3 separate regions of the Homo sapiens genome follow, and all the other regions are linked to region 2. Evidence: read pairs that join two places in POLR2A ChIA-PET (ENCODE). Cell type or tissue: A673. All regions are shown on one strand. Each heading gives the region's core, and the rest is flanking DNA. Links, peaks and the distances in the headings are about the cores only.

What was found. Peaks named below come from ENCODE experiments on the same cell type or tissue, not always from the same donor. Only the 100,000 strongest peaks of a DNase experiment are listed, where the experiment ranks them.
Region 1: POLR2A ChIA-PET joins it to region 2 with 6 read pairs; 2 of 35 experiments call an interaction of 5 or more read pairs at or near these places.
Region 3: POLR2A ChIA-PET joins it to region 2 with 6 read pairs; 4 of 35 experiments call an interaction of 5 or more read pairs at or near these places.

Annotation. Positions count from the first base shown.
Region 1 is chr1:39,288,297-39,298,946 of GRCh38, reverse strand. MACF1 (microtubule actin crosslinking factor 1) reads right to left here. Exons shown (of 101, transcript NM_001394062.1): 16 at 6,909-7,037; 17 at 6,104-6,181; 18 at 5,328-5,489; 19 at 3,797-3,901; 20 at 3,065-3,160; 21 at 1,202-1,327. Among named protein-coding and RNA genes, the nearest start is that of MACF1, 89 kb to the right of the region's middle. RefSeq lists a silencer at 1-52. In A673, for the core only: no CTCF peak of the experiment used is centred there; a DNase peak (open chromatin) is centred at 5,436; H3K4me3 peaks cover 655 bases; H3K27ac peaks cover 3,233 bases.
Region 2 is chr1:39,393,558-39,402,899 of GRCh38, reverse strand. The region is part of intron 58 of MACF1 (microtubule actin crosslinking factor 1); the gene reads right to left. Among named protein-coding and RNA genes, the nearest start is that of BMP8A, 93 kb to the left of the region's middle. In A673, for the core only: no CTCF peak of the experiment used is centred there; a DNase peak (open chromatin) is centred at 4,099; H3K4me3 peaks cover 305 bases; H3K27ac peaks cover 4,183 bases.
Region 3 is chr1:39,462,429-39,473,078 of GRCh38, reverse strand. It overlaps MACF1 (microtubule actin crosslinking factor 1), which reads right to left. Exons shown (of 101, transcript NM_001394062.1): 94 at 9,393-9,467; 95 at 7,967-7,984; 96 at 4,347-4,464; 97 at 3,464-3,532. Among named protein-coding and RNA genes, the nearest start is that of BMP8A, 24 kb to the left of the region's middle. RefSeq lists a silencer at 4,825-4,965. In A673, for the core only: no CTCF peak of the experiment used is centred there; no DNase peak of the experiment used is centred there.

The DNA.
Region 1 (10,650 bases), core at 2,747-7,746, 110 kb after region 2:
CCCGATGACCCTGACCTGGAGAGGAGGGAACAGAGCAGCGACCCTCGAGAAGAGAAGATATGACAACCACTGCAGAGGAGTTACCCTATGACAGAAGGTACTCTGTGGGAGGGAGGAGATAATAGCCAATGATTATATTCCTCCTTCATACTTGCAGTACCTCTGAGAGAGACATTTTAGAGACAACATCTGAAAAGTCAGGTTTTCATCCTTCATTCCAAATTAATTAAATTAACAGATTATTTGCCCAGGTGAATGTAAAACCACTCATAGGTTTACAATACCTGAAAGTGTAAAAAAATAAAAATAAAAAAACTTAAATTCACAAATGCTCAAATTTTACCGACAAAAAAAATGAACTGTTTTGGGTTATTCTAGTTCTCTTATTCAGACTTTTCTATTGAAATGCGAGATTCCCCTTACTTCTCACAAAGGAAAAGTAAGTTCCCTATTGCATATACATTTCTATTTTAATTTGAGATGTAGCTTGAGCCTTGTCTTGCCAACTCTGTGTAATATACATTCACTAAATATAAGTAGTCTTTCTGCTAATTTAATTACCAGCACTCCTGAAGAAATAATTCATTGGAGAAAAAGAATATAAAATTGATTTGAACTAAATACTAAATGTAAAACTATTTCTTAAAAATTAATATTGCTTCATAAATAACTGCACAAATATTACATCTAAATAAGATTTTAATGTTTCTTTGAATTAAAATCAATTTTAATTATCATCCAAAAGAAAACTACCAAGGAGGAAAATTTTGACTCAGGTGTATTTCTTTGTTGTTGTTGTTGGTTTTTTTTTTGCATAAGAGAGTAAAAAAGAATTTGATATCAACTAATCCCCTTCAACCTTTTCTTCATGCTCAACACCTCATCCTTGGCTCCAACTATTACATTAAAATAAGAAAAATGCAAAGAAAGTACAATGAGCTCAAAGTGGCTCAGAGGAGAAGACTAGGCCTTTACTTCAATAACATACCCAAAGAAATCTTATTAGCAACTTATTTAAGAAAAGAAAAGGAAAAAAAGGAAAGAGACAGAACAACATCGATTAAACTCTATTTGAATGTAAGCCAAACTTTATTACAACAATGGCCCATTGCCCTGGAGCTTTCAAGGATATAAACAGCAGCAGCTGATATGGTTTACTCTCTTTCTCAGAAGTAATCATCCCCACTGAGGCAACACCCACCATGGAGTCCTGGAGCAGGTCTTCAAGGCGGGATAAGCTGGTGTTGTGGTCACAGGAATATTTTCGTTTAATGGAATCTTGGAGGTTCCTCAAGAATGACTCCAGCTCTCGTGCATCACTGAAGAACTATGGGAATACAAAGTAAGGATGCCTTCTGCTCAAAACATTAGAACACCGGAATATTAACTAAGAAAGAACAATTTTACTGTGCAGAGCTTAGCAAAGCTGATTACACCCTACTGCATTAGTGACAGTTTATTACAAGGACCACTGAAACATAAACCGAAGGGCTTAAAAAGCCATGCAGCAAAATATTAGTGCTGACTACCCCAAACCCTACCCTACCGAAAAGTTAGCCTGTTTCACCCCCTCAGAAATCACTGCTCTTTCCTCTTGACTTCTGGCTAGGTACAGCATTTGGCTGTGGGGTGTATTTCATGAAAAACCTAAGGCTGAGTGATCAAATGTTTCAATTCATACTATGAAATAATCACGGAAACTATTTAATTTAGGGGCAAAAGGCCAGGCGCGGTGGCTCACGCCTGTAATCCCAGCACTTTCGGAGGCCAAGGCGGGCAGATCACGAGGTCAGGAGATCGAGACCTTCTTGGCTAACATGGTGAAACCCCGTCTCTACTAAAAAAATACAAAAAAATTAGCCGGGCGTGGTGGTGGGCGCCTGTAGTCCCAGCTATTCGAGAGGCTGAGGCAGGAGAATGGCATGAACCTGGGAGGCGGAGTTTGCAGTGAGCAGAGATCGTGCCACTGCACTCCAGCCTGGGCGACAGAGTGAGACTCTGTCTCAAAAAAAAATCTAGGGCAAAAACAGAGGTAACAGCTTATTTTCTCCTCCCACCTCACCTGAAAATAAGAAGTACATTCTTTCTCTCTTTCTTTCTTTTCCTTCCTTCCTTCCTTCCTTCCTTCCTTCCTTTCTTTCTTTTCCTTCCTTCCTTTCTTTCTTTCTTTCTTTTCCTTCCTTCCTTCCTTCCTTTCTTTCTTTCTTTCTTTCTTTTTATTTAGACACTTGCTCTGTTGCCCAGGCTGGAGTGCAGTGGTGTGATCTTGGCTCACTGCAACCTCTGCCTCCCAGGTTCAAGTAATTCTCCTGCCTCAGCTTCCCAAGTAGCTGGGACTACAGGTGTGTGCTACCACACCCAGCTAATTTTTGTATTTTTAATAGAGAAGGGGTTTCACCATGTTGGCCAGGCTGGTCTTGAACTCCTGACCTCAGGTGATCTGCCTGCCTCAGCCTCCCAAAGTGCTAAGACTACAGGTGTGAGCCATGGTGCCCGGCCAGCAGTACACTCTTTCATGTTCTGACAGATTGAAAAAAGAAAAAAAAGGTCATAATATTTTACAGCTACTCCCATCAAGAGGTGGAGTCTATTTCTCCTCACCTTGAAGCCAGGCACAGCCACATGTCTGGCTTTAACCAAAGGCACATTAATAAATGTGACACAAGCAGAAAAAAAGGACTTGTGCTCTAGGACTCGCTCTCTCTTGCTGCTTATGAAACACAGCCACTTTGTGAAGAAAGCTGCTGGATGCTAGAGACACATGGGTTGGTGCTTCAGCACCTAGCCAACTCTCAGACATGAGCAATGCCATTTGGGACCAACCAGCCCCCAGCCTGTCTGCAGCCATGAGTAAGACAGGCAAGATAAGATGAACCACTTAGCTGAGCCCTGCCCAAACTGCTCACCTACTGAATCATGAGCTATCTAAATGACTATTGTTTTAAGCAACTAAATTTTAAGGTGGTGGTTTATACAACAAAAGCACACTAACGCAGATGTGTTTGTAACCTCACCTTTAACATACATATGTACACACACACACAAACACAGAAATCCATCACACCTGAAAATAAGCAGTATTCTCTTTCACATGCTGCTCAACACACAGGCACAGCTGCTTCATCCACTGCAACTGGGACTGGACAGCAGCACTGTAAGCCTGCAATAAACAAGCACACAGACAGAAGGGCTTGAGTTTAACAGACTCAATATATATGCGCAATACTATTTTCCAAGTACAACTCTGCTAATGATAGAGAAGCCAACAGAAAAGATGTGGAGATACTTGACTGGCATCTGCTCAATGCTTCCCACGAGTAAGAGGTGTTCCTTTAATCCAAAATGGTTTTGTTAGAGGGGGTTACATAGAAAAGGTCTCTTCCACACTCAGTTGTAAGTAAATGATCTAGGCAGCAAAACCCAGGCATAAATAAATTCCTCTGGAATTCTTCCACTGTTTCTCTTCTTTTGGCAAAGGCACCACACCAACAAGAGTCAAGTCAGGATCTGTCTGGATAGTTATTTGAAGAAATATGGTCCAAGTCACTTTTCCTCTGAAAGCTGTGAGCCAATGCCCCTTCTATTGTTTCTCTTAGTAGTTTCCTTAGACTAACAAAAATGTTTGCAGGCTTTTGAGGGACATAGGAACAGTCAGGAATGAAAAGAGAGAAGACCCAAGACAAATGTTCCCTGACACTTCCTCCAAGTCTTTCAGTGGAACAAAGTCTCTAATTTGAATACTTTTATAACAACAACCTCTCAGCATTTGACCTTCACACATTCTCAAGTCACACACCTCCACTGTCTGCTTGGCTGGGTGGTTCTCAAGTGAAAGTAGTTCTGCTGTATCTTGTAGAGAACGAAACACATCCTGTTTCTCCTCCAGTTCCATTGTCAACTCCTGAAAATGGAATTCAATTTTACAGCATAAGCACTCTTGGCAGTGGGGAGCGGATAGCATAAATAAAAGCTGTGTTCCCTATTTTAAAGGAACCTACAATATAGAATTGGTGGCAAAATGAGATGTATAAACAGTGCATGCCAGAGGATTGCAGAGAAGGGCACAAACACTGGAATTATTGGAAAATGATTCACAAAGGACATGGGACCTGACCCAGATGTGAGTAAAATGGGGGAACACAGAATAAGCATTGGACCAGAGACAAGAGATAACTTGGCTGGAGTGGACAGTTCCTGCACGTCAGTACCCACACCAGTACATGACACACCAGGACATGGGTATCAATGACTGGTTGGCTTTGCTTAGACTATTCAGCCTACAATGTCCTCCACTGACTCTAAATTCTATTAACTGCAGGACTCAATTTAAATAGCTCTTCTGTGAAGCTGGATACTGATCCTTACTATGCTTTCAGAGCACTTTCTTTATATCTCTGTTATAGCCTAATTTCAGTTCTCACACAGCCTGTTTATTGTATTATAGTATCCAATCTTCCTTCTTTAATTCAGTAGAATCATATGCCATTCTCCAATCAGAAGAAGCCTATATTTTTTAAGAACCCTAAATCAATAGAATTAAACTGTCTAAAGTGCATGTTAAAAACAAAAACAAGAAACTCCCTATTTGCATAGTTTACAAAATCTTTAAAAATCTTCTGAGTGTGAAAATACTAAAAGTAGCAAAAACTAATCCTAACTTGTCTACATCTTTCATTGAAAAGAATAAAAAGCAGTGTCCTATTGTCCAATGTTAAATTTCCCTTCCCATTTTTACAAACGAAGAGATTGAAACAAAAAAGTTAATAAATGAATTAAGGAGAATTCAGAAATTTGTGGAAAGTCCAGAGTATATCCCAGTTGAACAATACTAGACTAAATGCTTTGTCTAGATTAGCTTATTAAATCTTAATCTTTTATGCAACCGTTGGGGAATACGTGCTATTAGGGGAGGGGGTAGCTTTGAAGTGGTGCTATTATCTCATTTTATGGAGGTCCAGAGAGATTAAATGACTTCCCAAGGTTATAGAGCTAGTTAGTAGAAGAATAAGAATTTGAACTTAGGCACTCCAAAGCCTATAATCTTAACCACAATGCTGTATTGCTTCTGAAATGACTCAATTTACAGGTTGCTGCTCTATTCACCCAAGACACTGCCTTTCTAAATGCATTCTAGATAAATTAACTCTAGGGTTCTACTGTCCCTCTCTCCATTTACACTTCTCACATGCATGGATGCATTGAGTAGGGCCCCTATTTCTATCTAGCAGAGTGCAACTCCAGCCACCCAAGCTTTCAGCAGACTAGGCCCTGTCTCCTTCTGCTGCTGTTAAATAAGTATGACAGGCCTGCTACTGTGCTAGACTCACAGAGAAGTAATTTCTCTTGGCTGAGATATTGGAATTGTTGTCACTCCAGTCATATGCTAGTTCCTCCTCCTCCTTCTCATTCAACCAGATCAACTCAGCTGTAGCTCTGGAAACAAATTTATGCAGGCTCTGAAGGTGCCTCATCCGGAAGCTAGAAGTTTCCTAGACAAAGCAAGGATTATAAGATTAGACTGGCAGCCTTTGTATCTGTAGAAGATAGCACATTTGACATCAAAGGAGAGAATAACTCAGGAAATTAATTTGCTCTTAATCTCTGGATTTTTCCCCATGGATTCAAGTTTTGTACAAGTTTGATATAAGACTCCCAGAACTCTTTTCAATCCTAAGTAGAAAACAGAATTCATAAGGCCTTTGTGGTGCTCCTTGGATAAAGAATGGTCCTGGGCTGTCCTACTCTGGACAATCTTGATAAACAGGGATGAAAAACAACAGATCAGAGGGAAAGTCCCCTCTCTACAAATCTCAAACTTTTAGTTTTGGTGTCTCAAAGCACATATAGCCACACGTTTGTTGAAGCACAATACCTAGGATAGGTTCTATTTATTTAAAACGTTCAAGAACAGTAGTTTCTGACCCATTTAGAAAATTGGGAAAATGTTATAATAGATATGAATAAGTGCATAGTAAATGATATAACCTAATAAGCAGAAAACCAAAACAGGGCCAAACCAGGAGATTTCTGAATTACGGAAGAGAGTTGATTGGGGGGAACCAGACTCTATGAGCAGAATGTAAGAGAATCGGCAGAAACTCACCTTCAATTTACAATACTGTGTCTCCAGCTTTCCAAGAGTTTCAGCATAGCTGGTATGGAAATTCTGGGACATCTTTCCCTGATTAAAAAAGAATGAAATAAAAATACATTAGAGAAAGAGTAAGTAAACTACGTGTTATGGTTGCAACTATGCAAATATTATGTCTAGATAGAGATATGGATTGGTTGCTCTAAGAAAACAGAAGCTTAGACAACAAATTTCTGAGTCATATTTTATAACTTGGAGCAGCACTAAGTGAGCAACAGTTGAGCAGGGTAATTACAAACAACAGACCTCACTATCCTGTGTTTCCAGCAATTCTGGTAGGCTTCTAAGCAAAACCAATGCCTGATTCCCACTCAACTGCTTTTTTGAAGGGAAGAGTTGAAATATAAACTGGGAAGATAGAACAGTGACTGAAGGAGAGAGGAAACTGTGTGAATAGTTTCTCTAAACCAGCGCTCAACTGCAGGCAGATGGGGAAGTAAAAAGTGCCTGAATTTATAGAGGCAGAGGGCCTGAGTTTGGATGCTGCATCCACTACTTACTAATTCTGACCTCAGCTTCCAGTATCACTTTTCATTTTAGTAAAAAGGGGTTAATAAAAATACTTTTCTCACAAGTTTATTTCAAAGATTAACAGATACACTTCATGTGAAAAGGGAATTTGTCATAAACCGCTCTTCATCATCATTATTCTTTTCCAGAGCACCCTCCTCCTTCAATACAGCTTTATTGTGTGTACTGTCCTTTCATCCGTTCCAACCACGTCCCTCCTGTAATGTGGATTCTGAAGGCTACGCACCTCATACAACCTGGCCTCCTTGACACTTGAGCCCAGCTCTTCTACACTCGTATGGATGTGCTGCTGTGTTTCTAGCTGCAACTCCACACTAGGCAGGTCATTGCCCCACTCTGCTCGCTCCAGTTTCATCTGAAAAAGAAAAAATATATATATGACATAATTTACTGCTGGCTTGGTAGGAAAATGGTCAGAACCAATGTTAGGACAAGGAACCAAGGGGTAGAGGACTGAGCAAAAGGACATCCAGGCCATCTCCTTCAATCTACAGCCTCTTACACAAAAATTACGCCATCATCACCGCTAAGAAGCAGGAGAACAGAGCCCACCAATTATACAACAGAGCAGCCTTTTGCTGCTGCATTATTAGTATACATTCCTGGAGTAATCAACCAAAAGGGAAAGGGAACTTCACAGGCTTAAAATGCTTAACTTTACAGTTTAGGCATTTCTCTTTATGGAGTCTTTTCATTTCACAATCATAACTGATATAACAAAGAAGTATCTGAAAATATTTAGCTTCATTTCATGACATCAACTACTGGCCAATGGAAGATAATTTTAAAACAGGTTACTTTGGGATATTTTTATTTATTGTTACATGGGGAATATATTATGCAGACATAGGAAGAATTTAATATAAAACAAAAGGGTTAGAAAGATAAGGGCAATATCAAATTTGAACCACTATCATTGAACACATGTAAATAGTGCCCCTTGGAACTGCGGAATACAGTAGCCTTGCTTAAACTTAAGAGTTACGATTGCCAGGCGCAGTGGCTCACGCCTGTAATCCCAGCACTTTGGGGGGCTGAGGCAGGTGGATCACCTGAGGTCAGGAGTTCGAGACCAGCCTGGCCAACATGGTGAAACCCCATCTCTACTAAAAATACAAAAATCAGCCAGGCATGGTGGTGGGCGCCTGTAATCCCAGCTACTTGAGAGGCTGAGGCAGGAGAATTGCTTGGCTTGAACCCAGGAGTCAGAGGTTGCAGTGACTGGAGATCACGCCACTGCACTCCAGCCTGGGTGACGGAGTGAGACTCTGTCTCAAAAAAAAAAGTTGAGACTGGGCATAATGGCTCACTCCTGTAATCCCAGCACTTTGGGAGGCCAAGGTGGGCGGATCACCTGAGGTCAGGAGTTCAAGACCAGCCTGGCTAACATGGTGAAACCCCATTTCTACTAAAAAAAAAAATACAAAAAATTAGCTGGGCGTGGTGGCGCACGCCTGTAATCTCAGCTACTAGGGAGGCTGAGACAGGAGAATCGCTTGAACACGGGAGGCAGAGGTTGCAGTGAGCCGAGATCGTGCCATTGCACTCCAGTTTGGGCAACAAGAGTGAAACTCCATCTCAAAAAAAAAAAAAAAAAAAGTTACATCAACAATGAAAAACGAAGAATAAACTCCTCTGTCAATGAGAGAATAAAAAAAAAAAAAAAACAGATTTACCCTATAAAAAATACAAGACATTCTTCACAGAAATAAAAAAAAAATTCTAAAATTTATATGGAACCACAAAAGACCCAAAATAACCAAAGCTATCCTGAGCAAAAAGAACAAAACTGGAGGAATCACATTACCTGACTTCAAATTATACTGCAGAGCTATAGTAACCAAATAGCATAGTACTAGCCTAGAAATGGACACATAGACCAATGGAACAGAATAGAGAACCCAGAAACAAATCCATACACCTACAATGAACTCATTTTCAACAAATGTGCCAAGAACATACACTGGGGTAAGGACAGTCTCTTCAATTAATGGTGCTGGGAAAACTGGATATCTGTATGTAGAAGAATGAAACTTGATCCCTGTCCCTTGTCATCATACACAAAAATCAAATCAAAATGGATAAACACCTTAAACTATGAAACTACTACAAGAAAACACCAGAAATACTTTCCAAGACACTAGTCTAGGAAAAAGTTTCTTGAATAATACCACACCAACATAGGCAACCAAAGCTAAAATGAACAAATGGGATTACATCAAGTTAACAAGCTTCTGCACAGTGAATCAACAAAGGAAAGGGACAGGCCAGGTGTGGTGGCTCACGCCTGTAATCCCAGCACTTTGGGAGGCCGAGACGGGTGGATCACCTGAGGTCAGGAGTTCGAGACCAGCCTGGCCAATGTGGTGAACCCCATCTCTACTAAAAATACAAAATTAGCTGGGCATGGTGGCGCGTGCCTGTAGTCCCAGCTACTTGGGAGGCTGAGGCATGAGAATTGCTTAGAATCCAAAGGTTGCAGTGAGCCGAGATTGCGCCATTGCACTCCAGCCTGGGAGACAGAACAAGACTCTGTCTCAAAAAAAAAAAAAAAAAAAAAAAAAAAAAAAAGGACAACCCACAGAATGGGAGAAAATGTTTGCAAACTACTTATCTGACAAGGGATTAATAACTGGAATATATAAGGAGCTCAAACAACTCTACTGGAAAAAAACTAATAATCTAATTAAAAATGAGTAAAAGATTTGAATAGATATTTCTCAAAAGAAGACATACAAATGGCAAACAGGCACGTGAAAAGGTGCTCAACGTCACTAATTATCAGAGAAATGCAACTCAAAACTACAATGTGATATCATCTCACCCCAGTTAAAATGGCTTTTATCCAAAAGACAGGCAATATACAAATGCTGGTGAGGATATGGAGAAAACGGAAGCCTCGTATGCTGTTGGTGGGAATGTAAATTAGTACAACCACTATGGAGAACAGTTTGGAGGTTCCTCAAATCACTAACAATAGAGCTACTGTATGATCCAGCAATCCCACTGCTGGGTATATACTCAAAAGAAAGGAAATCAGTGTATCAAAGAGATCTGCATTCCCACATTTGTTGCACCACTATTCACAATAGCCAGAATTTGGAAGCAACCTAAGTGTCCATCACAGATGAATGGAGAAAGAAAATGTGGTACTTAAACACAATGGAGTACTATTCAACCATAAAAAAGAATGAGAACCTGTCATTTGCAACAATATGGATGGAACTAGAGGTTATTATGTTAAGTGAAATATGCTAGGCACAGAAAGACAAACAATGCATGTTCTCACTTAGCTGTGGGATGTATAAATCAAAACAGGCTGGGAAGAGTATTACGGGATCAGAGGGAGGTGGGGATGATTCATGGGTACAAAAAAATAAAGAATGAATAATACCTAGCATCTGATAGAACAACAGGATGACTATAGTCAAAATAATTTAGTTGTACATTTTTTTGTTTAATGTTTTATTTTTGAGATGGGGTATTGCTCTGTTGCCCAGGCTGGAGCGCAGTGGTGCGATCTTGGCTCACTTGCAACCTCTGCCTCCCAAGCTCAAGTGATCCTCCCACCTCAGCCTCCCAAGTAGCTGGGACCACCGGTGCGCGCCATCATTCCCGGTTAGTTTTCCATACAGATGGGATTTCGCATGTTGCCCAGACTGGTCTTGAACTCCTGGACTCACACAATCCGCCCACCTCGGCCTCCCAAAGTGCTAGGATTACAGGTGTGAGCTACCACGCCCAGCCTGTACTTTTTTTTTTTTTTTTAGATGGAGTCTCACTCTATCTCCCAGGCTGGAGTGCAGTGGCACAATCTCAGCTCACTGCAAGCTTCACTTCCCTGGTTCACGCCATTCTCCTGCCTCAGCCTCCCAAGTAGCTGGGACTACAGGCGCCCACCACCACACCTGGCTAGTTTTTTGTATTTTTAGTAGAGACGGGGTTTCACCATGTTAGCCAGGATGGTC
Region 2 (9,342 bases), core at 1,422-6,421:
CAAAAAGGAAAGCAGAAGAGCAGCCAGAGAAGAGAACGGAAGAGCACAATGTCCAGAAAGTAAATTAACTTTCAAGAAAGAAGATCTGATATTAAATGCTGTACAATGAAAGAGGGGAATAGTGAGGCAGACAAGGCCACTAGACTTGGCAACTAGGAAGCCAATGAATATCTAAGAGAGCAGTTTCAGCACAGTGATGGGTGTTGGATCAGATTAGAGGGGGTTAAGGATAAGCAGTGGTGAGAAATAAGTATGGATCCTCCCTTCTTCTTGAGACTGTGTTCTTTTGACTTCCATGACACTGTGGTACCCTGGTGCTATCTTTCTAGCCAGTCCTTCTTTGTCTCCTTGGATTCCTCTTCCTCTCCTCTTGAGGCAACTAATTTCACAAGGTTATATCGTTGATTCTCTTCTTTTCATCCATTCACCAAATATTTATTGGTATCTACTATGTGCTCTAAACTATCCCAGGCACTAAGGAAAGCACACCGTGCTATGAGAACATGGGTCATGGGCCTCAACCTGGCCTGGAAGCTCAGGGTAGGTTTCCCTGAGAAAGTGATGATGTGGGCCTCCCCCTGGGACTAACTGAGAGTAGTCTTTCCAGTTCCAGAGTGGCATGATCATCACAAAATTGCTTGGTTATTTCCATGAAAGAGGTCTCTGGGTTGAATCACCCCCTCTTTTTTGAGACACAGTCTCACTCTGTCACCCAGGTGGAGTGCAATGGTGCGATCTTGGCTCACTGCAACCTCTACCTCCCAGGTTCAAGCGATTCTCCTGCCTCAGCCTCCTATGTAGCTGGAATTATAGGCACCCACCACCAAGCCTGGCTAATTTTTGTATTTTTAGTAGAGACGGGGTTTTACCATGTTGGCCAGGCTAGTTTTGAACTCCTGACCTCAAGTGATCTGCCTGCCTTGGCCTCCCAAAGTGCTGGGATTACGGGCGTGAGCCACTGCGTCCAGCCCCTGCTCCTCAATATTAGAAAAGAAGGCAGAATAAATAATACAGAGAGAAGAGATTTCTAAAAACCATCTCTTTCATTTCGTTACTAAGGAAAATTCTTATCATTGATGACAAAGAAACAAACAGCTTAGGTATGAATTTAAAGAATTAGACCAAAACCAGAGCTTATCCTTTGGGAATGAATTGCAAGATGACAGAGATATTAAATGGTTCACTTGATAAATACAATTAATTCAAGATGGAGAAAATCTAAGGCACATATAATTTCTTTGAATTATCTTCTTTCCTTGACTCATATATACACATGACCAAATGTTAAAAACATTAAAAACACATATTTGCTGAAACTGTAAAGAATTAAAGACTTTCTGTAAAACATCTCAATCTGGTATGAGATTGGCAGACAGATGAATTATATCTGTATTTTAAGCTGCTTGCTTCTGAAACTCTGCCGATATTTTTTGGCTCAGCCCTCAATGTTTTAATTAAAGATTGATTAATATTAAGAGATGTCTTTCCTAAAGATGCTGACTTAGTAGTTGCCATTGTACGGTAACAGAGGAAGATAACATGGTCTATGATAAAAGCTAATTAGGCCAAAATCCCTGAGATCATTAGAGCTGATCTAATGGGCAACTGAGTGGCTGGGGAAGTCACTGAGCTGGTAATGTCTTCTGGTTAATTCTGGTTAATGATTTGAAAATAATATGAATTTGTAGAGCATACAAGCCAAGGCCAAAATGGTCTCAGAAAAACCTGCTGGTTGTAGGATTCTGATAGAAATGCATAAATGAATTAATGAATAAATAAATATGTATGTATATGTATGTGTACATAAAATATATTTTAAGCTGTGTTGAATCATGACCTAAACTTGCCTATTATTCCCACTCTAGGGCTAGAAATAAGCCCTATTGTTCCCACAAAAACTGCTCAGGAAGGCTCTCTATCCATCCACTTGTTTCATTGTTATCAAACTAATTTTACTTTATCCTCATAATTTCCATTTTTCCAATTTTCAAGAAGAAAATAATCTGGTGCTGGGCCTTAGATCAAGTCTTCTGGAGAATGATGATCCCTAGGCACAAAGAGGGGTAACTGTTCTTATTAAAAAGATTTCACAGGCTTGATACAATGGCTCATGTTTATAACCCCAGCATTTTGGGAGGCTGAGGTGGGCGGATCACTTGAGCTCAGGAGTTCAAGACTAGCCTGGGCAACGTGGTAAAACCCCATCTCTACAAAAGATACAAAAATTAGCTGGGTGTGGTGGTGCATGCCTGTAATCCCAGCTACTTGTAGGGGCTGAGGCAGGAGGATCGCTTGAGCCTAGGAGGTTGAGGCTGCAGTGAGCCATGATCATGCCACTGCACTTCAGGCTTGATTGACAAAGTGAGACCCTGTCTCAAAAACAAACAAACAAACAAACAAAAAATGAAAAAAAAAAAGATTTCACAATATTCTAATTTATATGTCTAGATAAGCTTCTTTTTAAAAAAAAGCATATTATCATCTAGTGAGCTGAGCACCAAATATAAGCCTAATACTTTTAGATATATCACTTCATTTAATTTTCATAAAAATCCTAAAGGTATGATTTACCAATATTTGTATTTTACAGTTAAAGTAAGTAAGATTCAGAGAGGTTAAGTAATTTCCCTGAAGGTCACTCAGCTAGTAAATGATAGAGCCAGGATTCAAACCTGGATACTTCTGACTAGAACTTGTATTCAGTTTTTTTCACTACACCAAACTGTCAACTAATTGAGTAAGTAGCAATGACTCTGTGCATAAGAAGTAGCACATTTCTTTCTTAGTTTTGCCCTCTTATACTGAAAAAAGATTGTGTTCCCTTAACATATACTAACTAGCAGAGAAGGAAGGAAGCCCAGAAGAAAGATGGAGAACTGAGGAAATCAGGCTAAGATTAGAATTTCTTCAGGACACACAAGGATATATACCTCAAGTCTTGCAGAGTAGATAGCATTTTGAATCCTAGAGCTCACATGGCTTATGAGAAATAAAGAATGTTCATCCAGTCAGTCAAATATTGTCTCATCTCCAACTGTGTATATACCAATATGCTAACTACATTAAGGGACACAAAAGTGAATTAACTGAGGGGATAGGACAAATGGATATAATCAGAAAATGTCAAAATTAGGTGGTATGTGATAAAAGCCAAGTGAGTTATACATTGTAAATGATTAAGAGATCAGGAGTAGTGAGCTGGGGAGATCAAAAGCCTTTATAAGGCCGGGCATGGTGGCTCACGCCTATAATCCCAGCACTTTGGGAGGCCGAGGTGGGTGGATCACCTGAGGTCAGGAGTTCGAGACCAGCCTGGCCAACGTGGCGAAACCCTGTCTCTACTAAAAATACAAAAAAATTAGCCAGGCAAGATGGTGCGTGCCTGTAATCCCAGATACTTGGGAGGCTGAGGCAAGAGAATCGCTTGAACCTGGGAGTCAGAAATTGCAGTGAGCCGAGATCGCACCACTGCACTCCAGCCTGGGTGACAGAGCCAGAATCCATCTCAAAAAAAAAAAAAAAAAAAAAGCTTTATAAAGAAGTGGACTTGAGCTATGACTTCAGAAATCAAATACCTAAAATGTATAAGGAGTGTCTGGGGTAACTGGATGTAGTGTATGGTCTATATAGGAAATAACACTGGAAAGATAGTGGGGATCAAATACATCCAAGACTGGAGACACAGAAATAGGCTAGTTCTGAAGGATACAACCATTTATCAGATCAGATGGCCTTCGAATTGCTTTGGGGGAAGGATAAGCACTTACAGAAAGAACTGTGAATACAGACAGAAGGTCAGGAAATCATTTTGGAGATGAAAATTTTAGAGGGCTATAGCATAATTTATGTCTGTTTTTTTCCCATAGGAACCATGTATGTATATGCTAGCTATCCAATCACACCAGCTCTCTGCATTCTTAACAGAGGGTCCTTTGTTCCAAACAGTAAGGCTCAAAAGAAACATAGTCTGATAAAATCACACTGAGATCAGTACTCCCAGCTGGTGCAAGGGCTGATGCCATTCCATAACACACCCTACAGGAAGCAGCCTGAGATACACAGCTGATTGATTTCCACAGCAGGAGCCTTGTGGCAGTGTGGGGTGGGGACTGGTCAGGCATAGAGAAAATTCTTCAGTCGCTGACTCAGATTAGTTCCCCAAGATCCTGACTCTATCTGTGTAAGTCACTCCCGGAAGCAACACTATTTCTTAACTAATTTTCTTAAAAGGAGAGGAAAACCACAGAAGCACCCCCAGCGAGTGGAACTATTTAATCAGTTAACTCTTACTTGTCATGGGATCTGAAGATGGCAAAAATCAAATTCCCTAGCTTTCTAGAAGTAAGCTGAATAATTCTTTCATTGTAAGGGGCCGTCATCCTGTGTATTGTAGGTTGTTTCGCAGCACTTACTAGATGCCAGTAGCAGCTTTTCCAGTCATAACAATAAAAAATGTCTCTGGGCCAGGCACTGTGGCTCATTCCTGTAATACCAGCACTCTGAGAGGCTGAGGTAGGCAGATCATTTGAGCTCAGGAGTTCAAGGCCGGCCTTGGCAACATGGTGAAACTCTATCTCTACAAAAAATACAAAAATTAGCCAGGAATGGCAGCATGCACCTGTAATTCCAGCTACTTGTGGGGCTGAGGCAGGAGGATCACTTGAGACTGGGAGGTCGAGGCTGCAGTGAGCCATGATTGTGCCACTGCACTCTAGCCTGGGTGATGGGAGTGAAACTGTTTAAAAAAAAAAAAAAAAAAAGGAGTGGCGGGGAGTGGGAGTCTCTGCAAAGCTATGCTTGGTTGACAACCACTGGTGTAGCATAAACTTTGGTGCCAAACAGACCTTCCCAATCCCAACTCTAATATTTACTTGCTATGTGGCTCGAACAAGTTATTTTAACCTCTTCAAGTCTTAAGTTTTCTTATCTGCAAAATAGGATTTTAAATGTCTGATTTAGAGTTTTTTTCAGAGATCATTTAGACTCAGATCTTTCTTACTGCATTTACCACTACATCAGTACCACTGTAATTCTCTGTATCTGTTTCCCTTACTATAGATGGTCTCTGACTTAACAATGGTTCAACTGAAGATTTTTCAACTTTATGATGGTGAAAGTGATATGCATTCAGTAGAAACCATACTTCAAGTACCCAATCATTCAGTTTCTCTATTTCAGTACAATATTCAATAAATTACATGAGCGAGTCAGCACTTTATTATAAAATAGGCTTTCTGATAGATGATTTTGCCTAACTGTAGGCTAATGTAAGTGTCTGAGTATGTTTAAGGTAGGCTAAGCTGAGCTATGATGGTCAGTAGCTACTTTTTTTTTTTTTTGGAACGAAGTTTCGCTCGTTGCCCAGGCTGGAGCGCAATGGCATGATCTCAGCTCACTGCAACCTCTGCCTCCCGGGTTCAAGCAATTCTCCTGCCTCAGCCTCCTGAGTAGCTGGGATTACAGGCGCTCGCCACCACGCCCGGCTAATTTTTGTATATTTAGTAGAGACCGGGTTTCACCATGTTGACCAGGCTGGTCTTGAACTTCTGACCTCAGGTGATCCACCCACCTCGGCCTCCCAAAGTGCTGAGATGACAGGCATGAGCCACCATACCCGGCTGTCAGTAGGTACATTAAATGCATTTCTGACTTACAATAGTTTCGAGTTATGATGGGTTTTTCCAGACATAATTTCACTGTAAGTCAAGGCACATCTGTACACTGTTAACTAGAGACTATCTGAGACTCCAGTACCCACCACAAGGACTAGCACAGAGCAACTGCCCAGTAAGGATGGGTTAAAAGGAATATGGAATCACTTCCTTTTAACCTCCATCCATGAACCATCACCATGTGTAGCAAAGATCCATATTTCAAATGACATGACTGGTGGTAGAAAAATAGTTTATGACGTCCTAGAGAGTAAGTGTATTCCATTAACCTTCTATAGTCAATAAGAGAGACTCGTAGTTGAAAAGCACTTAGTGGTGGCAAAGTAGGGAGGGTGCACATTCTACCCATAGCTGGGTTTTTCCAACTGGGACAGCTGAGACTTGTGAAGAATCCATTCAGCAGGAGACAGCCCTTTACAGTGATGGTTTGGTGCAGTGACCTGACACAACTCCCTGTGGAAGTCATTTTATTCCTAGTAAACCAGCAACTCTAACAATAAACGGCCCTTCAAAGAAACTCATCGTACTTCCTAGAAGCTCATAGCTTATTAGCGAGCTTGAAAGTGCCCAGGATATTTTTCTGAAGCTCCAGAACCAGCCTAAGGCTGAGACCATTTACCATTCATTTCTAGGCACAGTGAGGATCAGTCCTTTTCTGCAAGTCTGTGCTTATCTTAACCATGTTTACTAATCAACTACTAAACGATCAATACATACAAGTTCTGCACAGGATACATTCTAGTTTTTCTGGAAATATATTTCTTCCTTCTTATACAAATGATAAATCTTAGTTGTGAATGCTACATACTGATACTGTATGTGAAGAATTTTAGTAAACTCAAATCCAACTGCTCAGTCCTTTTCTTTGGTTACAGATATATTTGTTTGTTGCTTTTTTTTTTTTTTTTGAGATGGAGTCTCGCTCTGTCACCCAGGTTGGAGTGCAGTGGCGCGATGTCGGCTCACTGCAACCTCCACCTCCTGGGTTCAAGCGATTCTCCTGCCTCAGCCTCCTGTGTAGCTGGGACTACAGGCGCATGCCACCATGCCCGGCTAAGATGGGGTTTCACCATGTTGGCCAGAATGGTCTCGATCTCCTGACAGCGTGATCCACCTGCCTCAGCCTCCCAAAATGCTGGGATTACAGGCATGAGCCACTGCGCCTAGCCTGTTTGTTGCTTTAAAATCTCACCTTGCTATCAAATTTCCAGACAGATTTTTGTAAAATCTATCAATCCTTTCTTGATGATTTTACTACCTTCCATTCAATTTTACTACCTTCACTGGGGCATGAGGCTCCTTTAAGATGATGCAGTGGCTGCAAGCCTGGGATTTTGCTTGTGACACTGATATTTAAAATACAACTGGCAATATTTTAAAAGGGAGCTGGAAAAGGTTCAACATGAAGCAAACTTAAAGGCCTTAAAGGCTCCTTCACCTTCTCCACATCCAGTTGCTATGGTGGGGGTGGAGAGGATTATTACAGAGCATTGGAATTCTTTGTGGGGTGGGGAGGTGGGGGTGGTCACATAAGGGTTATAAATATCAGCAGCCAAACTCTTGGTTGGCTGTGGAGAACAACTGAGAGACTGTAGTCTCCCCTTAAAGGCACAGAACAAGGAAGCTCCCTGAAGTATGTCCACAAAGGAAGTTCCTCTTCTCTTTGGCAATGCATCATCAACCAAACACCTGCATCAACAACTGACAACTGTACGTAAATTCCAGCCAGGGAAAGTGACCAGGAGGTGTTAAGCCAGACACAGATTAAGGCCAGCAAAAATAAAGAATCCAGAGCCTGGCTTAAAGGAAAGCTGACTTAGAAGTGGTTGTTGCCACTACACACAGTCATAATCAGATTATCAGAAGGCTGCTTGTTACATAAATATTTAACTAGTAACCTATTCCACCTGAATTCTAAGTTTCCCATGTATAGGTGGCAATTTCTTCCAGGGCTATAGTTCTCAACAGAGGGTAATTCTGCCTTCCAGGGAGACATTTTTAGTTGTACAACTGGGAAGTTACTAGGTCAGAAATGCTGCTAAACAGCCTACAATGCACAGGACAGCTTCTCACAACAAAGAATTATCCAGTCCAAAATGTTGATAGTGGCAGGCAGAGGTGGTGGCGTGAGTGGCTGCCCCTTTCCTCCCCACCCACCCCCAAAAAATGTCAATAGTGCCGAAATTGAGAAATCCATTTTAGGATACTGTCTTTATTTCCTTGGACCCTAGTTCCTATTTGGAGTAGCTTTGTTTAAGGAAGAAAGGAAAAAACCAAGACAGGCCAAGGAAGGGTCAGCACAAGGTGGGGGTTGGCAGGGATAGAGGATACCCACTCATCTTGGTAAAGCTGGGGAAACCTAAACCTCCAGGTGACAGACAGGTCATACCAAGTGTGATTTCCTGTCTCTCCAAGGGCAGGTAGATAACGCTAACCTCATTTGCTCTATCCTCCAGTGACTCACTCTCAGGCAGGTGTACTAACTGCCAAAAACGTACATGAGCTGATACTGTCCTTGTAATCATTTGAAAGGAAGGAGTAAACTGGCAGTCTTTCAACTCCATGCTGGGCCCTGTCTTCCAGGGCTTTTCTTTTTCTTTTTTTGGAGACGGAGTCTCTTTCTGACACCCAGGCTGGAGTGCAGTGGTGCGATCTCGGCTCACTGCAACTTCTGCCTCCCAGGTCCAAGCCATTCTCCTGCCTCAGCCTCCCCAAACAGCTGAGACTACAGGCATGTGCCACCATGCCCAGCTAATTTTTGTATTTTTAGTAGATACAGGGTTTCACCATCTTGGCCAGGCTCGTCTCGAACTCCTGACCTCAGGTGATCCACCCACCTCAGCCTTCCAAAGTACTGGGATTACAGGCGTGAGCCACCGCCCCCAGCCTCTTCCAGGGCTTTTCTCATGTGCACATGAAGATGCCTAAGCTTGCTTTCTATGTGGCAATAAATCAATCAATCAATCAATCAATCAATCAATCAATCAAATGAAGGCGTTTACAAGACTTTCTTATTCTGTTTTCATAGTAGGATACCTAGGTCCCCCGGTAGAAACTTCAAGTATACTGAGACCCTGATCCTGGGCTCTGCTCAACCTGAATTAGGAATGAAAATAATCCTAAGGAAGCCTGATGCTGCACCTATTAGAACCCAGCAGCCCAGCCTCAAAGACAAGAAAGGAAAAGACCAACTGGTTTGGGTGCTTTATATGCACCACTGGGTGAAGTGAACCACTATGAGAAACTCGCAGACCCTAAAGAGGTCTGTCAGTCAATTTTTCCCATTGTTCGTTCGTTCGTTCTTTCTTTCTCTTTCTTTCTTTTCTTTCCTTCCTTCCTTTCTTTTCTTTCTCTCTTTCTTTCTCTCTCTCTCTCTCTCTCCCTCCCTCCCTCTCTCTCTGTCTTTCTTTCTTTTTTTTTTGAGACAGGGTCTCACTCTGTTACACGCTGGACTGCGGTGGCATGGACGCAGCTCACTGCAGCGTCAACGTCCTAGGATCAAGTGATCCTCCTGCGTCAGCCTCCTGTGTAAGCTGGGACCACAGCATGTGCCGTCATGCCTAGCTAATTTATTTATTTTTTATAGAAGGGCCGCCTCATTTTGTTGCCCAGGCTGGTCTCGAACTCCTGGGCTCAAGTGATCTGCCCACATCAGCCTCCCAGAATGCTA
Region 3 (10,650 bases), core at 5,064-10,063, 67 kb before region 2:
GGAAATCTCCAGCCAATGGTCACCTCTTGGGATAGTATTTCACTGGCCAGAGATGCAAAGACGTGTGAACAATTCTCTAACGTCATCCTTCCAGGTTACTACAGCCATGCCAAAGACACGCAACATAGGCATTAAGGCAATCTGAGACTGTAAACAGTGGTTAGCTAGCTCCTGCACGCTTCCATGAGGCCTCATTAAGAAGGTCTAAACTCAAGTGAAAAATAATGGCTTACTTTAATTGGGGCTTTAGAGGCTTGTCTTCTCCCTTTTATTTTCCTTCCTCTCTCTGTAATTTCCATCTTCTTGGTCCTTATGCTCTTAAGCTCACAATAGTAAAATTCCCACATTTCTGGTGCTCTCATCTCGGTCAAGAGACCAATGAATAATTAATTTATCCCAAGCCATGCCTAGCTAATATTAGCTTAATATGCTACAACTCCCATGGATATTTGCATTTTAAAAGAAAATATTTGAAGATGCAAGGCAATGAAACGATTCTTGGTAAGGAACATTTTATATACATATCACTTGGAAGAAATGAAAGCTCTTTCTTCAGAAATAAACTTAAAGCGGCCAATTTTAAGAATTAAAAAAGGTGTTAAGGGGGCAATTAATACTTTTACTTTGATAATAGAAAAGGCTGGGATGGGAGGAGGCGACAACAAACAATAAACAGTTGGAAGCTGTGAAAATTGATTTCTGGAGCAATCCCACAAGTAAAAAGTAAACATTTTTCTCGAACTAGAAGGAAACACCAAATTCTGATTAAGCAAAATTTATGTACTAGCACTTGAATTTAGTAGTAAAGGTACTCTTAATATTTACATTGATTCAAATATTTCCCAAAATTGGGTATTATAGTCCTAAAGTTAAAAAAAAGAGAAGATTCCTAGTACTTGGTTGACTACTGTGATAGGATTTTCCCCCTCACCATTCTTTTCACTGGAGAAAAGATCTACCATTGAACCTACAGAACCAGACATGACGGCAGCCACCTCAAGTTCAGTTCATTGACCACCAAAGAGGCTGTCTTTGCTAAGGGAGTTATGCTGGCCACCTGAAACTGGCTGATGCGGGCATGTTAAAATTCAGTTCTAAGCTATTGTTTAATGGGTATAGAGTTTCAGTTTTACAAGATGAAGAGAGTTCTGTGGATGGACGGTGGTGACGGTAGTATGACACAAATATACTTAGTCCTGTACTTAAAAATGGTTAGGATGGTAAATTTTATCTGTATAACAATCTGAAAAAAAAAATGAGTTCTATTTCAAAATGTGTCTTTTAAATCTTCATAAATGAAATTTCCTAGATGTTCACTTATCTGGGGGAGCTAATATGTCTAATGATCAAAAACATACACAGTACCTTAGGTACAAGTATACCCATTATTTAGGCAGGAGCACTTTTTTTCTCTCTATCCAAAACATCATGATTTCCTGTGCCACGGATACATTCAGAAACTGAAATATCTGATTTTGGCAGTACCAGGAGACTGGCAAATCTAGCTAGTAAAATATTTTCATTTTTTTACACATGACTAAAAGCTACATGCAGTTTGAGATATCTTCTACCTTTTAAAATAGCTGTGTAAAAGGAGGTAAGAAATGATAGTGCACACTGGTGTTAAGAACCTTGTCACACATCTTGTACTGTCCTCAGTATAGCATTCTCTACATTCCAGAGACCCAAGGAAATATGCAACATAAATGAGTACAAAACCTACCATAAGCACTGTTTCCAGAAGCCACATTAATCCTTATAGAACTTCCAATATAGTTTCAAGTAACTTTGTTCTCTTCTCATCCTTCATACCCTTCTAACTTATTATAATCCATCCTAGTCCTTAGGTGTTCATCGCCTAGCACCATTTTTTATTTGATTAAAAATAGCTCATCCTGCCCATCACTGACAGAGTTACGAAATTTAAAACTTCTGGAGAGTTCTCTCCACAGTCAATGGATTGAGATGATTACTGAGTTCCAGGAGAGCACTCCTGGAGAGACACAGGAAAGTCTTACCTTGCTTGTTCCAAGGGATGCTAAAAAAGGTTACTAGCTTTCATAGAAAATAGCTTCTAGATGGCCCTCCCCAATTTCCTTGGGGTTCCAAATTTTAGATACTAAGATAAGGACAAAGCAAGCAGTGTTCTCCTTGGCCAGCAGCATGATGTTATCATAAATAGAGCAGGCAGCAAATAAACAGGCAATCAAGGATTCCAAAATGCCACATGCAATATCTCTTTTATTTAGTCTGATCATACATGACAGGAAAAATAGGACCTTATTCATAGATTTGGAAAGGAATAAAGTTGTTTTACTGAGTTAAAGTTAAAATGGCATATATTGTTTCTCATTAAAGCAATAAAAGACAGCTTTTAAATTCTAAAACTAAATACTTTCAAGTTTTTAAGTGTTTTCAAAATTACTTTTTTGTAGACAAGAGTCTTGCCTTGTTGCCCAGGCTGGAGTGCAGTGGCATGATCATGGCTCACTGTAGCTTTGAACTCCTGGGCTCAAGCAATACTCCCACCTCAGCCTCCAGAGTAGTTAGGACTACACAGGTGTGTACCACCATGCTTAGCTAATTTTTAAATTTTTTTTTGTGGAGATGGGGTTTCACTATGTTGCTAAAGATGGTCTTGAACTTCTGAGCTTCAACAATCCTCCTGCCTTGGGCTCCCAATGTACTGGGATTCCACTGTACCTGGCCCCAATTTTTTTAAAAAAGGAACCTCTAATGAAAATTATTACTGCTGAATTTTTACTCTGGTTTACTGTAGTAAACACAGAATGAGTTAAAATAAGAGGAACTACTTAGGGGCATATCTGAATTCATGTGAAAACTGCTATCTTTAGCTCTGTCCTCACTAAATGCTTCAGAATATGACTATAAATCATTTCCAAAGAAGTTATGTACTGTACAGCAAACATTTCTGCTAGGTTTATAAATAAACCTTAATAATTATGCAGGTGATCCAATAATAAACATACACAAAGGTGTGTCAGCCTCTGAAAGATATAACATGCTGACTAGGGGCACATACTCCAGACCCAGATTGCCCTGAATTTGAATCTCATCTCTGCCATTTACTAGTTGTTTGTCTTTGGGCAAATTATTTACGTTTTCTATGCCTCAATTTCCTATTCTGTAAAACAGAGATAAGAGCATCTACACTTCATATGAGGCATAAATGTGTTACTTGTAAAGTACTTGTAATAGTGTGTGGCACATAAAACTATATAAGTATTTGTTAAATAGAAACTCAAAACAAATTCCATGGACACTGTCTCAACAGTATTTTATGCACCATCAACTTGAGTAGTTAGAAAAGCTATGGTTTGGCCATTTCAAGCATTCATGAATGCAGCAGATACACAGAACCAAGAGATGTTACAGTTTAAGAAGCAAAGCCATTCTCAATGGGCTAGGGTGTGAGGAAGAGGGACAAAGCTTAAAAGCCAACCTATGGGAGACTGACTGGAAATCGAAGAGCTGGAATCAGAGCGCTTTATTTTACTCCCAGGATGGTGAACTAGAATAAAAAATACGTAAACAGAAAGAAACAGACAGGGCAGGAAACGCAGAAACTAGTCAAGAAAGACAAATTGGCAGACAGTGGGGGAGCCTCCTGTGCACCCACATGCAGCTCTGCTAACAGGAAAAAGGCAAGGACATAGCTGAAGAGGATTTAGCAATTGGAACCGGTCATCTCTTCCCTGTTGCAGTCCCCACACACCCCCTAGCTGCAGATGCCACCACTCATGCTCATATTAAATTGACAGTCTCCTTATGCTTCTGGGCTGGTGGGCCAGCCTTTTCACATTTAGCAGAAAGACACCCCATGGTCTTGCTTAGGTGGCCACCTGTCTTAGAAGTGAATGGGCTCACATGTAGGTGTCTTTATCCTTCCTCCTGGTCCAGGGGGCTCACCAGTTCTTCCCTGTATGAGAAGGGCCTAACACTCTCCCTGAGTATCAGCCACAGGAATTACAGGCAAAGGGATCTGAGGCACTAAGAGGGAACCTAAAGGGCTTCACTGGGCTCCTTTCTAGGATAGTGTTAATTTAATACCCCAAACAAACATTCGAGTAACACCAATACACTCTTAATTCTCATTACTGCATTCCTCTAGACCTACCTCCCCAAATAGCATCAACCTCTTCAGCTTTTTCTCCCTGGCCTATGCTGGCACCCCTGAGTTCTAATCTGTGCTAGTGGGATGACACCTGGGCAGCTTAACAAAATAAAAAACAGACAGACCCCACCATCAATGCTTCCTGTAAGCATAAAAGATCACTGCTGGGGGCATACCTAACACGTAATTCATGCTTAGAATGGTTCCTTACCTCGGCAGGGATCATTTTTCACTAAAAATTCATCCAAGGCCATCCATCCTCCACCAACGCGAACCATCACGGTGCTGCGCAGAATACGGACCAGCCGCAACTGCTGAGAATCCCCAAACTGTAGAATCAAAGGAAACTTAATTAATATATATGTCTTAAAGCAGATCTATGTTTTTCTCCCAAAGCAGACTGTATTCAGACAGGAATGACAATTTGATAGCTACAGAAGAATTGTTAACTCTCACAATTTTGCATTTTTATATATTTCACAAAAGGATTTTAAAAATAGAAAAGCAGAAATATCAAGCTAAAGACTGGTGTCTTGATATACTTTTTTCTTTGTGAGACAGAGTTTCACTCTTGTTGCCCAGGCTGGAGTACAACAGTGTGATCTCAGCTTACTGTAACCTCTGCCTCCCAGGTTCAAGCAATTCTCCTGCCTCAGCCTCCCGAGTAGCTGGGTTTATTAGGCGTGTGCCATCACGCCCAGCTAATTTTTGTATTGTTAGTAGAGACGGGGTTTCAACATGTTTGCCAGGCTGTCTTGAACTCCTGACCTCGTGATCCGCCAGTCTTGGCCTCCCAAAGGGCTGGGAATACAGGCATGAGACACTGCGCCGGGCCAATATACTTTCTATTGGGATAAAAATCACTTTTAATGGTCACACCACTGCCTCTGCACCAAAAGGAGAGGTAGGAAAACAGACAAAGTGTTAGGTCACTTTATTTTTTTAAAAGAGATTCTGCTCAATTAAAAATTCATATTCTTGGCATGCTAATTTGTTTTCCTAAAAGAAAGATTGTGGATATCAACTTCTGAATACAGTATGCTTTAAAGCTAAATGGAAAATAGTGAATACTATTTCAAGCCTTAAGGAAACCTTTGCAAAGCATCATTACAAGCTTAGAAGAAAATCTGATTTTCTGCATCAGGTTTTCAGGAATTAACCCGAAGTATTTGCTAATTGCAGTGTCACCAGCAGAAAAGTTTCTTCAGCTGAACAAATGATTAGGTCATATTTATACTAAAATTGAGTTGAAGCAATTAAAAATTGTAGCTCCCATGATGATTATGAACAGTATCCAATAATCATTTTAGATGCTAAAACAAGCATATTTCTGATTATTTATGTTTTCCCTTTTTTCTTGCCCAAACATTCCTACTTCCCAGCTCTAAACATCTGGAGTTTCTCATGGCATAAATTACCCTCTTTCCAAAATGAAGTAAGGAGCAACAAAAGAGAAGTATGCAGAGTTTCCAAAACAAACAAACATCTGGTAGGAGAAATGGAATTCCTAAAATCATTCAATTCAAGGGTTCCTCGGGTATGGAGTTGGTAGGATTTTCTTTTTCTTTTTCTTTTTTTTGAGATGGAGTCTCGTTCTGTCGCCTAGGCTGGAGTGCAGTGGCGCGATCTTGGCTCATTGCAAGCTCCGCCTCCTGGGTTCATGCCATTCTCCTGCCTCAGCCTTCCGAGTAGCTGGGACTACAGGCGCCCGCCACCAGGCCGGCTAATTTTTTGTATTTTTAGTAGAGACGGTGTTTCACCGTGTTAGCCAGGTTAGTCTCGATCTCCTGACCTCGTGATCTGCCCGTCTCGGCCTCCCAAAGTGCTGGGATTACAGGCATAAGCCACCACGCCCGGCCAGGATTTTCAAAGTTATAAAGGACAACTGTAACTTTAAAACAAGGCAGAAAAATTGAAAATGCAAGAAAGGATATCTGAGGTCATATAGCCATCCTCCCTCAAAATTAATATACTTGTGGTAATTCTCCATATTCCTTAGCTGCTCTGACTCAAATGCAGTATTTGCACAGGCAAGGCAATTGAAAAATACTGTATCCTCCCTCCCAGCCCTTTACTTTGAAAATAAAAGAAGTCCCACACCTTTCATCTGATACAATTTAAACATGTTTATACAAAGTGACTGCAGCAAAAGCACTGTGTGGTAGCAGCAGCACTGAACCCAGACTTGAAAGAGAATACACGTCCTGTCCTGGGAAGGAAGCTGCCCCCCAGGCTCTGTGAGAGCCCCCTCTCAGAAGCTGGGCCCCACAAGTGAAAATGAGAAGCCCTGTGGGAGGTTCTGAGAGATATGGAGGATTCCACCCAAGAGCAGTGCTCTTGGACCTGAGTCACTGCAAAGGGTTTTCTCTGGATGGGTGAGAGGCAGGGAGTATGCACCTGTGTGTACCCCAGGGTGAATCAGGAAGGAACCACAAGAGTACTTTATTCTTGGAATACTGTGTACTATAATTTATCACTCCATATATTTCATGTCCCCCCCAACCTTAATTTCACACTAAAGCTCTCTTTGAAAGATTCTAACTTGTTTCTGCTAAGCTATGGGGGAAAGGAGGTTTGACCAAGCCAGCAGCCAGTGTAGCTGGGGAAGTTGAGGCCAGAGTCACAAGTGGTAGGAGGGATTATGGCAGCTCTAAAAATGGAGACCTGTGCACACCTGGTAGGACAAGGTTGTCAGTGAGGCAAAGAACAAATAAGAGTCCTAAGGGTCAGTAACTGTTGTTTCCACCTTTTAAAAGGAAAACCTCTTACAGAGACTTGGGTTCTTGCAGTGGCTGACACTAGCTGTGTGAGAGTAGGCATGTGATCTTTGAGGCCTCAGTTGCCTGTGTATAAAATGAACTTCATAATTCCGTTCTCAACATTAGAAGTCATCTGACCCTCTCCTGATCAATGGAGCAGTAGAAGAGGGTGTCAGGACTCTTCAAAGGCACCCTAGCATTCACACACAGTCATTAGCAAATAGGCATATTGGACACTCTCAAGCAATGATGTTTTTTTAAAGCCAGTTTGTTCTCATCTTTAGTTTTTTTCTCTTATCCCCTGTTCTTCCCACTTGCCTAGAACATTTCTATAGTGACTTGCAAGGCCTGGGATGTTTGAGGGCCTGAAATCAACAACTAGTGTTTATAATTTCATATCAGAGAGACAGATTTTACTCATGCAACTTCCTTCCACATTGGAGGACACAGGACCCCACAGCACTCAAAAAGATCTGAAAGGTTAGAGTTACCAAGTGGAGTCAAAGCATCCAATCTTTTTTGCAAGTCTAATTTGGTCCCATTAAATCTTGGCTGGCTGGCCATAATCAGCATACTTCAGGCCACGGCCAATTACGATCTCCACACTACACTTCTCAGATACCTTGTAATTATAACATACAATATAAGTAACTACAAATATTAAAAAGATATTTAAATAGTACTGAAGTTCTTCAGGAATTGACTTACCATACATTACAAAATTTATTAACTGTCAAAAGATTCTAATATAAATAAGAACTGTGCTATTTGGTAATCTGACTTCTAACACAGAAGTACAAAACCAGGCTCTTCTTAGAAGTGTAATGGACTGATACCATAGCTTCACTTTCCTCCATTTCATCTCCTTTATAAAAAATTATACTTATATTCTTTTGCTGCTAAGATAGCTTTGCAATGCTGGCCCCATCAACAGTTTCTCCACTTGGTAAGACAACCAGGTGCGACCCAGGCATGCTTCAGATTACATCCTCTCCCCATAGCGAAGAACAGGCAGCATTAGCTACACAGACCATATCCATTGAGAAGGAGAACATTGCAAGGCACACTGTACCTGATTGCCGAGGAAGAACTATAGACAGTAAAGAGTAAAGGATGGAGGAAAGGAGGGGAAAAAAAAAGAGAACATTTTGTCAAATTAACACTAAAGAATGAAAATCATATCATTACATTTTTCTGGCAAAGTGACACACACTGAACATATTCTTACCAAGCTCCTGCCACAGGGATGTGGTTTTAATTTTTTTTTTTTTTTTTGAGAGTCTCGCTCTGTTGCCCAGGCTGGAGTGCAGTGGCGCGATCATGGCTCACTGCAACCTCCGACCCCGGCGTTCAAGCAATTCTCCTGCCTCAGCCTCCCTAGTAGTTGGGATTACAGGCATGCGCTACCAAGCCCAGCTAATTTTTGTGTTATTAGTAGAGAGGGTGTTTCACCATGTTGGCCAGGTTGGTCTCGAATTCCTGACCTCAAGTGATCCGCTCGCTCGCCTCTCTACCTTCCAAAATTCTGGAATTACAGGTGTGAGCCACCACGCCCGGCCAGGGATGTGGTTTTATAAACTATGAACTAACTCTCCATGCTATGTTGTTCTTGTTAATTCATTTCTCTCATAGATAATTAAAAACAAAAAACAAGAAAACAAAATCCAACAAGCAGGCATAAGATTATATGGAGCTTTATTAACTAAATGCCCTAGGTTATATTCAAAGCAGATTCACCCAGCACTCCTCAGGAGACTGCAGCATGGGGTAGATTTGGTGTACTTTGAGGACATTTTGGATATACTAATGAAACATGGACCTTCCTGTGTTTCTTAGTGCAATCTAAATCCTCTTTGCCAATCATAGATTTTTCTTAGGACTTTAGAGAATCTTGACGAGCTGTTGATATATTTTAGGAGACCTGTTTCAGATCCTTCTATGTCCCTGACCCTGGTCCCAAAAGAAGCTAAAACACAAGTATAGTTCACTGTCAGTTATGGCCACACCTAGCATGGCTTTCCAGGGAAGACCACTGAGCCTGATGTCTCCTCAGTGCTCCTGGGCCCCATTTGTAGCCCAGCTCAGAGCAGGCACAGTGTCTGTTGGGGCTTCAACACAGTTTCCCCAGGCCTCTCTAGCCTGGGAGCCACTCAGGCTCACAATGACCATCTCTTTGTGGGCAAGTGGTCAGTCAATAGATATAATTGTTTCCAAAGGTACCTTCATCCCCCTAGGAACTTTGTCAGATGTGAAGTGACAGCTCTGAAATATCTCCTATCTTAAAACTTAAATACAAACTACTACTATCTAGGTAGATATGGGACTAGTTTTCAGATGTAACAGGGTACCTGACACTTGGCATCTATAGAGATGAGGTCAGAGAGTGACCACATCTCAAGTCCGATGGGCTCTGGGCCTCTAAGCATCAGGAGGAAAAGGTGGGATCAGCCACATATGAGAAACCACCACAACAAAGGACTGCTTTTTCTCTTCCTTACCCGGTATTTATTCTCTCCGATCTGCTCCACCTGAAACCTTTTTGCACATTTGCACTGAGCCACTTGTCTTGTAACCTATTGGGTGTGAACAAAAAGGAAAGTGTAAAGGGTAGAGCAAAACTTCCTATTCAGAGAAACAAAGATTTTTATACATTAACAGGGAGGCTATTCATTATTTACATTTTTTTTTTTTTTTGAGATGGAGTTTCGCTCTTGTTGCCCAGGCTGGAGGGCAATGGTGCGATCTCGGCTCCACCACAACCTCCGCCTCCTGGTTCAAACAATTCTCCTACCTCAGCCCCCCAAGTGGCTGGGATTATAGGCACGCACCACCAGGCCCAGCTAATTTTTTGTATTTTTTTAGTAGAGATGGGGTTTCTTCATGTTGGTCAGGCTGGCCTTGAACTCCCGACCTCAGGTGATCCGCCTGCCTCAGCCTCCCAAAGTGCTGGGATTACAGGCGTGAGCCACCACGCACAGCTCATTATTTACTTTTTAGGCATTTCAGGCTTTTGACATATACATTTATTGTCTGTTCCAAATTAGTATATGTTCTTCTTACTAAGTGAACTAATTGAGACACTGAGAAAAGGCATGAAAGAAAATTCCCAAGTGACTATACAACACATTCTTTATTCCTGCTTCAAAACTCCTTCAGAGAAAAGTGCTAATATGCTTGCATCAAAATCAAATTATTAATAAAGCAAATTATGAACTGCTTTAAATTTCACCCTAGGAGCCCAAGATTCCCTGGAAGTCAGTCCTGGTGTGTTCCAGGGCCACTCCTAAGACCTGTCCCAGCACCTCTCCCTTACCAAGATCTGTTATCAACAGATGTTAGGGTTTCTAGATGGCACTAATAAATTTGGCAGTTTCAATGTGGTAGTTCTTAACAAGGCAGAAAGCATGATGGGTATACACCATTTTAAACATTACATTTTACTCCCCTTTTAAACATTTGTTTTTATTTTTTAAGACAAGTCTTGCTCTGTTGCCCAGGCTGGAGTGTAGTGGCATGATCACAGCTTACCACACCTTTGATCTCCCATGCTCAAGTGATCCTTCCACCTCAGTCTCCTGAGTAGCTGGGGCTACAAGCACTTGCCACCACACCTGGCTAATTTTTTTTTTTTTTTTGGCGGGGGGGACAGACAGAATCATACTATGTTGCCCAGGCTGGTCTCGAACTCCTGGGCTCCAGTGATCCTCCCGTGTTGGCCTCCCAAAGTGCTAGAGCTACAGATGTAAGCCACCATGC